Regions from separate parts of the Mus musculus genome. Here region 2 is linked to region 1. A link is a loop called in an ENCODE intact Hi-C map of the cell type or tissue named here. Cell type or tissue: gastrocnemius. All regions are shown on one strand.

Region 1 (8,000 bases):
GGAACAGTAGCACAGCCCTGGGGAAGCAGTAGGTATGCAGCAATCGTATGTATATTACCTGTAAGGTCCATGCAATTTTTCAACATACATTGACTCAAATTTTCTTTCTTGGGTCAAGGATACAACAGTTCGAATATTTTCTATTGCCTCTGTTGCAATCTATAACAGAGAGATCTTCATTAGAAGTGTTACTTTTATTTCTGAAGTGAAAAATAACTGTCTGGTGTACTGTAAGTGCCAAGTAAATGTGGTTCCTTCCAATAAAATCAAAAGGCAGAATATGTTCTTTAAGACCAGGTCTCTAACAAAACTGGGCTTGGGTTGGCACAGTAGAGTAGCTAAGTCTCTGGGTGCTCATGGAAGCGAATACCTGAAGCCCAGAATGGAACATAAACCCCTGCCATCAGGCAGTCACTTCAATCACAGCCATTTAGTGACCTTGCTTTCTTTATAGGGTAGAATCTAGAAGACATGATTTAGCAATGGTTTCTAGAGGTCATTTGAAATCATGACCATTTTCACCTTGGTCACATCCTTTCTTAAACAAGCTGTCTGCCCACAAGCAGGAGACTCCAACTGGAAATGAATTGACCCGGCTTTATATTGCTATTTAAATGACGGAAGCATGCCTGAATCTGGTTAATCAGACTTGGTTTCCTGGAGCTGGAGGAAGTACCTGTTAGAAGGCCCTGTGGATTCTGAGAGGTAGCCGTCATTTGGGGAGCAGATATGAATGCAGATGGTTGAGGAGTAAGACAGATGTGCAGAGAGGCTTAAAGAGAGCACAGCCTGTGGACTCAGGAGGCAGAAACTCAGAGCGAATGTAGCCCATGGGACTAAGAAACAGAGGCATATGTACAGAGAGACTCAGAGACAATACAGCCTGTGTGTCTAAGAGACAGAGGCATGGACTAAGAGACAGAGGCATATGTACAGAGAGACTCAGAGACAATACAGCCTGTGTGTCTAAGAGACAGAGGCATGGACTAAGAGACAGAGGCATATGTACAGAGAGACTCAGAGACAATACAGCCTGTGGGTCTAAGAGACAGAGGCATATGTACAGAGAGACTCAGAAACAATACAGCCTGTGGGTCTAAGAGACAGAGGCATATGTACAGAGAGACTCAGAGACAATATAGCCCATGGTACTAAGAGACAGAGGCATATGTACAGAGAGACTCAGAGACAATACAGCCTGTGTGTCTAAGAGACAGAGGCATGGACTAAGAGACAGAGGCATATGTACAGAGAGACTCAGAGACAATACAGCCTGTGTGTCTAAGAGACAGAGGCATGGACTAAGAGACAGAGGCATATGTACAGAGAGACTCAGAGACAATACAGCCTGTGGGTCTAAGAGACAGAGGCATATGTACAGAGAGACTCAGAAACAATACAGCCTGTGGGTCTAAGAGACAGAGGCATATGTACAGAGAGACTCAGAGACAATATAGCCCATGGTACTAAGAGACAGAGGCATATGTACAGAGAGACTCAGAGACAATACAGCCTGTGTGTCTAAGAGACAGAGGCATGGACTAAGAGACAGAGGCATATGTACAGAGAGACTCAGAGACAATACAGCCTGTGTGTCTAAGAGACAGAGGCATGGACTAAGAGACAGAGGCATATGTACAGAGAGACTCAGAGACAATACAGCCTGTGGGTCTAAGAGGCAGTGAGCTTATTATTGTCTTCTCTTGAAATACATTCTTTTTGTCAAACCACTTTAACCCAAGCCAGTCAGAAGTTTTGCTGTTTTGTTTTTAATTCTTATAGCCAAACCACCCTTAGTGTATTGACTGTGATTAGCTATTGAGTTTAAATCACATCAACACTAGGGTTATCAGATGTTAAATTTTGTGTTTTCGTTTCATCAGCTTCAACACTTGTAGCCTTCAGTTGTAAGTAGGTGAAAGATATTTTTTACATTAGGCTAAAAAACTCTATCTTTAAAATAGTAATAATAATCTAACAGATAGTAGAAGCAGCCAAAATGTTGCCACATTGAAGGGCACAGTTTCCTTTAGCCTGAGGACAACCCTGTAGGGTAGTATTACTCCTGTTTTTACAGAATGAGGAAGTAAGGTGCAGAGGGGGTTCCCCACTAGCCTAAAGACTCAGAATTAACTCGGAGCATGAGGACTGCCAGGCAACCTGATGCCAAGTCTGCTCTTAGCCAGTTGCACTGACTGCTCTGTCTATTTTGAGATTTTGCACATGGAGAAACCAGTTACAAACAAGTTTACCATTAACCCTTGATTTTCTGGCCATGGACTAACTTTGTGGTCTAGTTCTGACAGGCGCCTGAGCTCAGTAAACGGGATCTACTCAAGATGGTCATGATATAAATTTGTTATTTGGATCACAAAGGATGGCCTGATGGAACTAATTAGTAGGCTGTGCATATATTAGTGTTATATTTAGAGGATTGTATTACATGTATAATATGATTTATAACTATAATCTTATTTTGCCATCTTCCTCCTACTACCTAGCACCAATTGCTCATATTAAAAAGTCCTCCTTGAAACATTGAAATGAGACTATCCCAATTCCTGATATACTTTATTCACTAATAAAAAATTGTACCCAAGTAAAATACCGTATCTTTTTGAGCAAGTAGTGGAGAGGAGCTCACCCAGGTCTCTGCTCCCTTCTCTGAGTCCAGTTTCACTATGCTGCTCCACAGGGTAGAACTAATGTGTACCCCACTAGTCTTAAACTAGCATGGATACTCCCTCATCTGCCTTCCAAGGACCTTCAAAGGATTATAAGCTACCTACCACACAAGAAACTAACCCTGATTCTACCCATGAACCAACAGTTGGTTTAGAAAACAAAATTGAACCATGATTGGATTGTTGGGGATTAAAATATTTGTACTATCTCACAAACCTAACATTAGGTTGCATCGTAAGCCGTTCAGCCACCGATCCCCACGATGGCAGCTTTAGGAAGTTTATGAAGGAACCTGGACAGCATCAGGAATAGCACCTCATTTCACCAAGACCAAAAAGGCCACTAGAACTAAGAGATTTCTCTCCAGCATCAAATGGTATGAGCAGAAGGACAGGATTGAGAACTGAACATTTTTGTATGTTTAAAACACTCCTCAATTCTTACAACTATACTTCTGTCAAATTTTGATAATTCTCATTGCTACCAAAATATAACTCTCTCAGTAGAGCCATGGTCACTATGTTGGGTCAATTCAAGATATTTTTTTTTTGTGTGTAATTTGCTGAATGAAAATTTATCTTCATTATGATCATGTTCTCTTGAGGAATGAAGAAGGACTACTACAAGATGGTGGAAGACAGAACTTTTTTTTTTAAGGGGGATTTGTTTGTTTGCCTGTTTGGTTGGTTTTGTTGTTGATGCTGTTGTTTTTTAGTCTGTGGCATACAGTGTGAAGAAAATGGTATCCTTCGGTACCTAAAAACAGTACATAAGAAACAGCTCAGCACCTGGGAACAAGAATGAAGTCCAGGACCCACAACACACAGGTTTCCAGAGAACTCTGATTCCAGGGCAAGGCCATGCCTGCAGAAGTGACAAGTGTCTGGGGGACACTGACCCCATGGAATGGCAGCCATGACCACTGATGGGAGGAAGTGGCAGATCTCAGTGAACAGAATTGGTTAAGTGGAAACATGTATCACTGCAATCCTAGTCTCCGTTATGTTTTTGTTTATTTTATGATAGTGTATTGCTATGTAACCCAGAATGGCTTTGAAGGAACGGCAATCCTCATGCCTCTAACTCTTGAGTAATGGGTGTATAAGCATGTGCCATAGATAGGTAGACAGTCACTCAGTACCAAAGCCTGTCTCTTCATAAAGTAGAGACCCTGTCTTTCCCACTATACATAGTTATGAAAGTGTTTGCAGTGATGCTTGTGAGAGAATTTTAAGACTGGTGCTGTAGAAACTATCAGTTTATACTAACCATGTGCTTTACTTCCTAAGTTTTCATTAAAGGATGATGTATGCTTTACCATCTGAATGTGTGTGCCTTGCAGATCACATGTTTATATGTAGATTTAGACATAGATGCGTAATGAGAGACTAGGATTGTGCTTTGGCTTGGACTTACTTCCTGTCCACATGTCTACATTTGCAAAAGTGAAGGGTCTGGTTCAGCAGGTCAGAGACTGCCATATCCAGGGATCCACCTCATAATCAGCATTCAAACGCTGACACCATTGCATACACTAGCAAGATTTTGCTGAAAGGACCCAGATATAGCTGTCTCTTGTGAGACTATGCCGGGGCCTAGCAAACACAGAAGTGGATGCTCACAGTCAGCTAATGGATGGATCACAAGGCTCCCAATGGAGGAGCTAGAGAAAGTAGCCAAGGAGCTAAAAGGATCTGCAACCCTATAGGTGGAACAACATTATGAACTAACCAGTACCCCGGAGCTCTTGACTCTAGCTGCATATGTAGCAAAAGATGGCCTAGTCAGCCATCACTGGAAAGAGAGGCCCATTGGACACGCAAACTTTATATGCCCCAGTACAGGGGAACGCCAGGGCCAAAAAGGGGGAGTGGGTGGGTAGGGGAGTGGGGGTGGGTGGGTATGGGGGACTTTGGTATAGCATTGGAAATGTAAATGAGCTAAATACCTAATAAAAAATGGAAAAAAAAAAAAAGAACTACAAAATAGGGAATTACTGCCACCTGGTGGGGCTAACTTTAACAATAAAAAAATTCATATCAGGATGGGGGACAGGTACAAGGAATCTTCTTGTAGATAATTCATTTCTATACTCTGCCTTACACTTGTAAAAACAGAGACATTTATTGTATCAATGATGCCAGGATATGATGTCAAGATGAAATACATTCAGGCAGTTTGAAAGAGATTTATAACAAGTTCTGTCTGGAAGCTAGAAATGTCACAAGAACTATCCCAGTCTCAGTTCCAGGCATTATCAATACTGTAGAACATTTCTGCACAGCCCATATATTATCAGCTGTAGTGTGTAACATGACAAAGCAAGCCAGGTGTGTGTACAAGCAGCCCTTCTGTTAGCTGATGCCCACTTAGCTCACCTTTCCAGCAGCTTCCATTTCCTTTTTATCTCTCTTGGCATTGCCAGCCAACATTTTCATTTCAACAATTCCTGCTACAGCAATGAATGGAACAACCGATAACAGCAGAAGTGTCAGTTGCCAACCGTAAATAAATGATATAATAATACCGGTTCCAAGGTTGGCTGTGTTCTGTGCAATTAAAGCCAACCTGGTTCCCGTGGCCTGCAAGAGAAACAGAATAAGGCAGCTGAGTCACTCCTAAAGCCATGTGTTCCAGGCTTAGGGCCCTACTCAGAATGTGAAGAGCTTCACCTGCTCAATGAACCCACAGCTTGTGCCTAACCCACAAGGCTGGACAGGCTCTGTTCTCATCCTTCCAGCCCATGGAGTCACCTACTGTACAGATAAGCTGTGAGGACATGAACCTTTCAAAAGGGGAGTCTAACCACAACCCCAATAATTTAAATAACCACTTGTTTCAATTGTTCAGACAGAAATTTACACTCTCCTTGAAACCAAGTTACCAAGTATTCACTTCCTACAAGACTGTCAACCACCAAACGCTACAGTTGAATTAGTTGTTGTGCAGTTCAAAAAATCAGGACCATTGTCATAGACATTGCTGTCAACTCTCTGGTGTGTCTCTTCCCTTCTCTTCTCCTGTGAGATCAGTGAACCACACAGGGTGGGGACCTAAGCTGGCCAGAGAACAGCCTTCTCTTGAGATAGCTATTGGCTCAGGCTTGAGTGTGATTTATGAGCTGTTACAACAAGAGTTATGGAAAGGGCTTTCATTTGATGGATGAGGTACAGATTTGTGTCCTTTTCAGAGGAGAAATGAAGAAGCTTTTAGTTCTAGTTGCTAACTAGGAGATGAGCCCCACAGAGCCAACATGGAGGAGGCAATGCACCAGACAGACAGAAGGAACCTGGGCCTCTGATGCCTGTACCGAGCCAGCTCATTAGTCTACTTGAAGTCTAAACTTCCCATTGCGGTTCAAGTCCGCTTCAGCTGGATGGGATGTTCCTGGTTTTCCAATTAAAAATATCTTTGCAAAACTGTTTTTAGGGCCTTGTGCACTCCAGGCAAGCTCTCCACCACTGAGCTATCCACTCTGCCCCCACCCCCAACCCCAGCTGAAAGCATCTCAGTAGATGGAGCAATGCCATGCTTCCTTTCTTAAGGAAAAGACTAGCAGAGCGCAGTCTTCTTACTCCTTGGACTTGCGCAGCATCTGTGGCGAGTCTTGTAGAAAGTGCTCCAGTACTGTTTTTATGATCATCAAACCAGCTCATGTCCTGTGGGATAAAACACACCTTTAAATTAACGCACAGTTAAAACCAACAAAAACAAAGCACTCTCGAAGTACTTCAGTGAAGAGAGATATCTAAACTGACTGTGGGTATTGGAATTCAGGGGAGACCTTCTATACAGAGTGGGGGTCCAGACACAACCCTGAGCACCCGACTGCAGACACACAAGGCCACATGTCCTAACTATTCCCCATAAGAGAAAGGGGTCCTAGTCAGAGGGAAGGAATGGGTTCATCTGCCAAGTCCACCCAAGGCTGGGCTCCGGTGGGTGCACTATCTACCAAATTGTCACAGATAGCCCTTGTTACAACTTGTACTGTGGACACCTCTACTCCCTAGGATGCCATTCTCACTAAGAGACAAGTCTTTTTTTTTTTTTTAATAAACTGTAAACAAGGGAATTAAATGTTGAATTCTTGCTATGCTTTTATTTTGTCTGCATAAGGATTTTTAAAGTGTGTCTTCTTGGTTTGATACTAATTATAAGTATTTATTGGCAGTATTTTTTACTTGCATTTAAAGTTATTTCTCCCACATAGCAGGAGTTTGGAAGGTCTCCCAAAGAATTCATCAATTCAGACATGCTCAAACTGCGATGCCTGCCGTGTGCCCAGTGTGAACAGGGACAATGCCAATTCAAGTCTACTGGCTCTCTTCATGATCTGTTCTTTAAAGGTGGGACACATGTTTTCACTTTCCCATACAACCTACCCCAGAATAGGAACTTACATAATATGTACAATTTCAATAAATGAACTGGTGAATAAAAGTGAAAACAGGCACAAGGCAAAACATAAGTCAATTTCTAGCTTTTGGGAAAACCTAGTTGGAAGGTCGACTGTGACAGATAAACATGGACACTATCAACCATCTTCTCCAAAGACTGGCCATTGTCTGCAGAATCCAAAGATCAGACACAAATACTGTAAATGACTGTACACATGGAGACAGATAGTTGCAGAATAAGCCAAAGAGCTCTTGAAATGTCTGCTCCCAGGAAAACCTTGAGAAGTCATGGGCTATTTCAGAACCCCAGTAACTTGTAGGGCCCTAGTCGTTCTTTGCGTGGAAGTCTTGGAGGGGAAATATGAGCATTGGCTTGCCAACAGCAGCAGGCAGAGTCCTAAATCTAAACACTAGGTATCATCTGCAATGCACTCACCTGCCTTAGCATCGCTTTAAAGGCCATGGACCGGAGCCTTGTGGTGAGGATCTCTCCAGCTTTCCCAAACGTGAAGCCCTAGGGGAGACAAAAAGTCTCAGGACCCCTTTGCTTCTCATTAGTGTCCTGACACAACTACAGACACTCACATTTATTTTACTATTCAGCCAATAAAAGTTAACTTGAAATGTAGGTGCTGCTGAGTCATTGTGAGGTTTGGAACTGTAACACCAAAAGTCCAGGTTTGGCTTCTCTCCCATTTCAATAACTTTCGAGGGCAGAATCTCAGTAACTAAGACACCGTGTTGAACTAGATATAATAATATAATTCAAAGTGCCTAGCTTCTAAATTCTGCAGTCGCACTCTGGTTGCTGCACTGTAGAAAGAAAGATGTCTTTCCTCTCAAACTCCAAATGAGCCCAAGGGCCCAGCCCCACCTGCTCTGGGATGAAGCCACAATTAGGTTTCACTTCCACTC
Region 2 (8,000 bases), 170 kb before region 1:
TTTCTGAATCCCATTTTGTTTCTAAAGACAAAAAATAAACTAAACAAAGGACAAACTAAGATTTGTTCTCTTGACAAACTTAATCCGTATTTATCAGACTTTAGAAACTAGCTTTTTAGTCTGATAGACCTATATAGAATGTGTATCTAATGTGCTATACAGAATTTTAAAATATCCTATAAGTCTTTTAAAACTTGTTTAGGCATTAAAAGCAAGTTTAAGGCATTAAGAGAAATGGGAGCGGTGGTGACCACTGGTAGAGGACTTGGTTATCACGGTATCACTTGTACAGGTGTACTACTGTGCAGGCAACAATGGCAAGTGCGGTTGACTGATTCACTCTGCCATGACTGTAATAGTCTACACATGTTTGTACCCTCTTTTAAAGTCTTGGGGAGAATTGACACTAAAAGTTCTCAAAACTGGCCAACAGAGCAAATGTGGCAAAACAAACAAAGGTACTTACTAGAATCAACAAGGTGGTTAAGCTGCCAACAACTAAATTGATGATTCGGTCCTGAAAGAGACAACAGTTTGTAAGCCAGATGTCTTGGACTGGGCTGCTGCCAGAATGGAAGATGGAATCTTACAGAATGAAGAGACCAAGAGTTGGCCCTTGACGTCTTCCAAATAAAAAAGCTGTGGTGCTAGGAATGTGGGAATGGCTCTGGAAAGAGAGGGCAACTGAGGAGCGCGTGTGCTATTGGGGATTGCTAGTCCTAACATGGGGAGTAGTGGGGTTGATGCTCAGACCGAGAAATAGGAATGGATGGAAGCGACACAGGAAGTGGCCCTGTCTACCTAAAAATACTTGGTGCTGTTAGAAAGGACCAGAGTGCCATGCTGGAGGGAGACGAAGGCATGTAGTCCAGTGTGTAGTGTAGTCCAGTGGTTTTCTTCTCCAACTTAGTAAAACTTTAGTAATATAAACAAAGAATTATTTGACTGAAGAGTTTTCTTAGGATTTTCATCCCTAATCCAGCCAATTCTTTAAACATACCTAAAGTAGGGGTAACCTAAATTTTACATGTTAAGGTAAACGTGGGCCCAGTGTGTTTTAAAGTACCTTACAAAAATTACAACAAACTCTGAAACCAAGCTTAACAATGTTACAAAGTAATAAGGTTGGCAAGTTATTTATAAGATTACAGAACAGGGGCAAGAGTCGTTGCTCAGTAGTACAGCACTTGCCTGGCCTGCGCAGGACCTAGGTTTGATTTCTCATCACACCCATCCTCAGAGGGGGAAAAATTATATACAACAAGGTTGGGATTTAAGACTTGACTAGGAAACTACTTCAGGGTCACCAAGAATAACTTATTTATGAGAAGCCAAAGCTGAAATCATATTTATGGAGCAGGGGCTGCTGGTCTTCCAGCCACAGCCTTGCACGTGATGCTAGGCAGACTCCATACCACCTTGGCCCTTGAAAGGTTGTTTTAGTATCTACAGAAAGAGGGTATGGAAACAGCAACACACTAAAACTTTTCTTTCAAGTTCTCTATACTTTTGAAAAACACAAGGTGGCAGGCAAAGCTGGGTGTATAGTAGGCTTTGGGTGTGGTGTGCCTGATCTATGCAAGAGCATACCCCAACTTCACTAAGAACTCAACAGGTCGCAACAACACAACCCACCAAAAGTTAAAAGAGACCTGAGAGCAACTTACTACTCGCTTAACTTCCTCCCACACATGCCTACTGTATATGTGTTTATCAGAGTGCAGAAGGATAAAACCTGTACCAGTCTGTGAAACCGTCAACTGAGAATATATGCTCTCAAGAGATTGGAGAAATTTACTATGGGTCTTTGTATCCTAACAGCTCTGTCACTAACAGAGGTATACAAGGTAAATCACAGTTTCCAAATGTCACAGCAGCTTGTCCACCAAAATCAAGAGTAAAGAGGAGAGGGGAAAAAAAAATCAAAACTGACGGAGAGGCAACTGACCAGACATGCTTTCTAAAACTAGGGACGAGGGGGTGGGGAGATGGCTTGCTTAGTAAAGTGCCTTCCACACAAGCCAGGGGACCTGAGTTTGGGCCAGTCCCCAGCATTCACTTAAAAACCTGGACGTGAGGCCTGGAGAGTTGGGCCCAGGTTTGGTTTCCAAGCACGGTCTCAAGCAGCTCACACTTGTAACTCTAGCTCCAGAGGATCTGACACTCTCTCCTGGCCTCTGGTCATACACAGCATACACACACGGTTGTGTTGTGTTTTGTGAAAGCTAGACATAGCAGTGTGCATCGGAGTCCTCCCCTAGAGTTAGATGAGGTGTGGTCTGTAGAGCTCAGTGTCCAGCCAGAGGAGCCGAATGAGAGAACTTATCTCAAAAAATAGATGGAGAATGTTAAGGAAAATGATTGAACATCAACCCCTGACATACATATGTATGTACATATGGATGAAATTGCAGTATGATCTGCACATGGAAAAAGGCTCAGGAAAATCAAAGTGCCTAAGGTCTAAGTAAAAGAAACAAGATTGCCAGGCCTACTCCCCCCATAAAAAGCTGCACATTCCTTGCTAGACAGCATATCCTCAAAGCCACTCCTGCTGTCAGTTGACAGATGGCACCTCACAAAGCCTATTAGCATGCCCTGTTAGCCTATTACGGTAGCATAACTGTTGTGATCATGTAATGAAAGCACACCTAAATAGTCTCCTGCCTGGCTTCTAGATAGTCACTCGACAGTTTCCTTAATCAACAGCTACTCTGCTAAAGTGCAGCAGCTCTCTCCGTTCCTGAGGTAGATGTGGCCGAAATGCTTAGCAGGGTTTGCTTCCTCACAGCCAGTGCCCGGCCCTCAGGTCTCCTGCTTTTGAGTACCGTAAATCCAGGTCAGAAGAGCCAGAGTTCATTAGAAATTTCCCACTTCTAATGCTGTATCCAGACCTGGTTACTCTAATAAGGTCTATGTGCCAGCTGTGTTAGCCTCACCTAAGAGCTGGTTTAAATCCCCACACACACACACACACTCTCTCTCTCTCTCTCTCTCTCTCTCTCTCTCTCTCTCTCTCTCTCTCTCTCTCTCTCCCTCCCTCCCTCCCTCCCTCCCTCCCTCCCTCCCTCCCTCCCTCTCTCCCTCTCCCTCTGGATCTGCTGAGTCAAAATATTTTTAACAAGATCTGGTATGAGTCTTGAGCAAGCCACTTCGATAGTTCAGAGCTAGGGTAGAAATCCTTTGTCTGGGACAAAGATTATATTCCAGGGTACAGCAGGTTCTTCTAGCCAATCTCCAAATCAAAGAACTGATAATTCGATTACTAGTTAAGGTGTCAAAGTGCATTTAAGGCTAGAATTTGCTCCACATTGGTCCCTGGATACAAATGCTGGGTTTAAACTTCGTCATTTATAAGATAAACTGAAACTCAAGTTTTTCTGTCTGCAACTAGTGCTATCTTTCCCAGAAACCATTCCACAACCCCAAGTTTTTTTTTTTTTGTCCTAGTTCTTAGATTACTCTGCCACTATGTGACCCCCCCAAATGGATCCTTTAACCCCATTTTGTTTGGAAGAGTAAAATAAACTGATAGTCTCAACAATTTATAATTCTGATTCTGCTTCAGACTACACTTGTAACTTACAAAGGCCCCGGTCTTGTCTGGCCAGTCATTTAATTGTCCAGCACACTGTTAGAAGGTACACATTGACTCAAACTCAGGTAGTAAAGGCCTTAACAGGATATAGACAGGACCATCCAGGAGCCAAGCAGCTATCATCCACTCTTGGGAAACACTCTGTTGCTATAGAGTTTAGAATGCTCACAAGCATCATGTCCAGTCTTCTATTTCCACAGCAACTAATGTTGTCCTTATTCCCAAAACAGATTTTGTGTGAAACAGTAACAATAAAAAGATGAAGGTGAAACTCTAAAAGAGTTTCCAGAACACTTAAAAAGTAGGAAGAGGTAAGAGAATTTATGGGTGAAATTGCCTATGAAATAATTTCTGATTTAAACTCCTGTCTCTTCAATGAGGCTTTGCTGTCCATGGCTTCAAGTTACCTGTGGGTCAGAAATCCAAAAGAGAAATTCCCAAAATAAACAGTGTATGTGTTTTAAACTACATTATTCTGAGTAGCATAATAAAATCATGTCTAGCTCCAGCCCACCTAAGATCTGAATCATCCTTTTCACAGCACTGACATTACACAGTACCCATGCTCGTTGGTGTAGCCAACTCAGCTGTCCGATCTCAAGAGCATTTGTGTTCAGTGAATCTTGTGCATAACAGAGTGAGTGTCAATTACGATAAGCCACTGAGCGCTGCCTTTGGACTCACGTTGCGGAGGAGGGAGTTGCTGGGGTTTAATAACATCTACTGTACAAACACATCTCTGTGAAGTTCTGCAAAAGGGAGGGTTCATACTCATTTTACTGTTACTCCTCAAAAGGGAAGGTACAGCCACAGTATATGGCTAGTCCTTAGCTAAGGAAAAGACATGTTACTATACATAACTTTAGGTGTCTCTTGAAGACAGAGGACACTTCTGAGATATGTGGCAGATTCTCGCTCATCAAAGTATGAAACCTGGATCATCAAATGAGGCACACTTCTGGCTCTAGGCAGCCTTTGTTACATGACATTGAATATAAAAGTGCAGTTTTTCATACACACTCAGGTCTCATTCTGGTCCATAAAATAAGCTAAAGGTCTGATAGGTACATTCGCAATACAGTGACTGTGAATTGAGAGGTGAAATGGTTGAGACGCTGCTCCCAATTTGACCATCCCTCAACATCTCTTCAACTTCAAACCCTTTCTGGATAGCATCCCTCAGAAGAGTCCCATTTCAAGACCCCCAAACATCACCCATTTTACACTTACTACATCAAAGTAAGACAAACCACCTGTTTTCATAAAGGCTGGCAGTTAATGGTGGGACAGGTGACCTCTCCTTCAGCATTGCACACTAGGGAATTAAACCGTTAAGTGGCCAACAGCATTTTCCTTAAAGCGTCTCACCAGTAGAGGGAGCTCCCCTCTGACTTGGGACCTGAGCTGTACACAGCCAACAGTGGCTTCTATGCTTGAGGGATGGGCATGTAGCAGAACAGCTTCATCAGTGACTTGGTACCGCCCACCATCCTCTCAAGTGCTTCCTGGAACCGCACTTCAGGCATCTCGAAGATGAGACATGTTGAGATATGTGGCAATTCCAAACCTCCCCCAAACAGCTCATGCTCCTATGTCCTAATCCTAGACTGAACAGGCAGGACTTCACCAGGCTGGACATTTTGTTTGCCAGGCCAGCTTAAAACCAAATTCAATCATAACAAATCCCCTGTCTCATCTCAACTAAGTGCTATGCCAAACCCTCCTTGTACTACTCTTTTACGTTCTCTTCTTCTGTCCCAAAAACTGGACCCCATTCATTAGTCAGAGCATAACCAATCTGCTACACCAAACCTGTGACTTGTGACCCTCCCCTGCAGACTGTGGGGTTAGCAATTTCAGAAATGCACTGAAGACTCCCTGGAGGAAGCATCTTGGGAATCTGACCCTGAGCCACGTGGTCTAAAAAACCCCAAAACCCCTGGGGAGTGCCTAAGGCACTAAGCCTAGTTCTGGATAATTCTAAATATCTTAAAACTACTCATCTCTTCCTCTACACATTGACATCATTGTTGGGGATGGTAAGGCCAAAGCTGCTTTTATTTTCAGACTTTGAGCCACTTCATATAATAGAAGCCCAGCCCAGTTGTATACTTTCTAAGTTTGTATCATGGTATATGCCCTCATCCTCCCAGAAGAGCACCTTTTCCTATCAAGCCACTAATCTGCGAGGGCTGCCAATGTTCACAGTGACTTCATTGTATCTTACCATATTCTTCTGCCAACAATACCCAGAATTATCAAGATGGTGTTAAAGGAAGAAACAAGGTTTACTACAGATTGCCCTTTTCTAGCCTCAGCTAACCCCTCACTGTGTTTCACTGGTCTTCGGAGTTGACTGCTTCCGACCTCTCCAGGAAGTGGCTGGCACCCTCTATCCTTGGACTCTGAGTCCTATCCTCAATCCCATTGTTATATCCTTAGCCATCCCCACACGCAGATGCTGAGAGAGAAAGGAGTGCCCAGTTTCCATTCCATCCTAAAGAGGATCTCAAAGAGGCCTGCATTGCTGTCCCTCCTGTACCTGTGCCCTTCCTCGGTCTGCTATCCCCATTTGTACCATTGGCCACTGGTTCTCAATGAGGAACACCACTGCCCATAAAGTCTCAAGTCCCTCAATGTCAGAAGAGCACTACCCCCCCCCCCCACCTTCTACCAAGCTTGCTACTTAGATAGAAAGCTTTCACTTTCTGCTCTTTCTATTGACTGAGAATAGAAAATAGTAGATGAAGAGTGACCAGGGCACAGACGGGGGCAATGCGGAACCACTGCAGTGTGAAAGTTGAGAAGCCCTTTTTAAGGAAAAGCAAGGAAATATACAAGAATCTAGAGACAGGTGTTGCCAACAAATTATGCAGCATTGGCCAAAAATGTATACAGTGGCAACCACCAAAAAGAATATGGAAATAATCACCAGGGCTGACTTGAGAGGTACTGTCCTCTTTGGAGCCCGACATGGTGGTTGATGTGGTTTGAATAGGTTTGGCCCCATAGACATGTGTTTGAATGCTTGGCCCATGGGGAGTGGCACTACTATTAGGTGTCGCTGTGGGGCAGGACTGTGAGGTGAGGTCTCCTATGCTCAAGCTCTGCCCAGCAGTTTCTTCCTTGCTACCAATGGATCAAGATGTGAAACTCTCGACTCCTCCAGCACCATGTCTGCCTGCACGATGCCAGCCTTCCCATCAATATGATAATGGACTGAACCTATGGAACTATAAGTCAGCCCCAATCATACGGTTTCTTTTATAATACTTGCCTTGATCATGGTCTCTTGACAGCAATAAAACCCTAACTAAGACAGTGGCACATGCCTTTAATTCCACCACTTAGGCAGAGGCTGGTGTGTCTCTGAATCTATGGACAACCTGCTCTACAGAATGAGTTCCAGGACAACCAGGGCTATGAAAAAAAAAAAAACCTGTCTAGAAAAAATATTTGTAGAGAGAGGAAGGAATGGATAGCATCTTTGAGAAGTGATTAATACAAAAAAGTGGGGGGGGGTGCCCTCTTGCATGGGATCAGCACCTCTCAAAGCCTTCTCTTGCCATTCCATTCTGCTATATTGAGAACACAGCATCACTGCCCCCCAGGGGGCAGCAGCAAGTCACCATCTTGAAAGCAGCCCCTTACCTGATACTAATCCTGCTGATACCTTGGTCTTGGACTTCCCAACCTCTTAAAACAGTGAGAAAATTAACTTCTGTTCTTAATTTATACACCAAGTGGCAGTTTGTCCCAGGGGCACCAATGTACTAAAACCAAGGCCAAGTGAACCTAGAAAGCAATGGTAACAGAGGAAAGGTATGTTCTGTCATCCTCTTAGCACATGGGATCCATGAGAAAAGATGTGACCTAGCATATTTTCTGGGATGTAGATGTGCACTTCACTGATTGGCACTGGGCTCTTGATGAGATCCACTGTCACCATGCCCAGCTAACATTCTACTCATGCTTCCAGGTCAAGACTCAGAAGTCTGTCCCGATATTCTTGAGAACTCCCAACTCTGAAAGGGTACAATATAACACCTATCAGTTCTTTTTTTTTTTTTAAGATTTATTTATTATTATATCTAAGTACCCTGTAGCTGTCTTCAGGCACACCAGAAGAGGGCGTCAGATCTCATTATGGATGGTTGTGAACCACCATGTGGTTGCTGGGATTTGAGCTCAGGACCTTCGGAAGAGCAGCCGGTGCTCTTAACCACTGAGCCATCCCTCCAGCCCGACATCTATCAGTTCTTAGCTCCCTAGCCCACAAATGTCTGAGTCCTGGGTACTCCTAGTAAGGGAAGCAAAGCAACAGGCCAATGTGCAAAGCCCACTAGGCAGCCCTTCTTCCCATGGTTCACTTTAAGTGAGGCAGTAAGAACTGGAGTCACAT

The links. Hi-C counts contacts between places; a loop is a spot of excess contacts. Peaks named below come from ENCODE experiments on the same cell type or tissue, not always from the same donor. Only the 100,000 strongest peaks of a DNase experiment are listed, where the experiment ranks them.
Region 2: it touches region 1 in a loop (2.6-fold over the local background); 10 of 42 quality-filtered maps call a loop at or near these places.

The regions. Positions count from the first base shown.
Region 1 is chr5:8,938,178-8,946,177 of GRCm38, reverse strand. It overlaps Abcb4 (ATP-binding cassette, sub-family B (MDR/TAP), member 4), which reads right to left. Exons shown (of 28, transcript NM_008830.2): 19 at 7,522-7,599; 20 at 6,261-6,344; 21 at 5,064-5,267; 22 at 59-159. Gm31388 (a long non-coding RNA gene) reads left to right here and starts at 503. Exons shown (of 3, transcript XR_001784769.2): 1 at 503-3,646; 2 at 6,902-7,034. In gastrocnemius, a CTCF peak has its summit at 4,705 (motif pointing left); no DNase peak of the experiment used is centred here; H3K27ac peaks cover 4,536 bases.
Region 2 is chr5:9,108,997-9,116,996 of GRCm38, reverse strand. It overlaps Tmem243 (transmembrane protein 243, mitochondrial), which reads right to left. Exons shown (of 5, transcript NM_001081029.1): 3 at 467-517. Among named protein-coding and RNA genes, the nearest start is that of Tmem243, 12 kb to the right of the region's middle. In gastrocnemius, CTCF peaks have their summits at 4,962 (motif pointing right) and 7,210 (motif pointing right); DNase peaks (open chromatin) are centred at 572, 2,052, 2,594 and 4,995.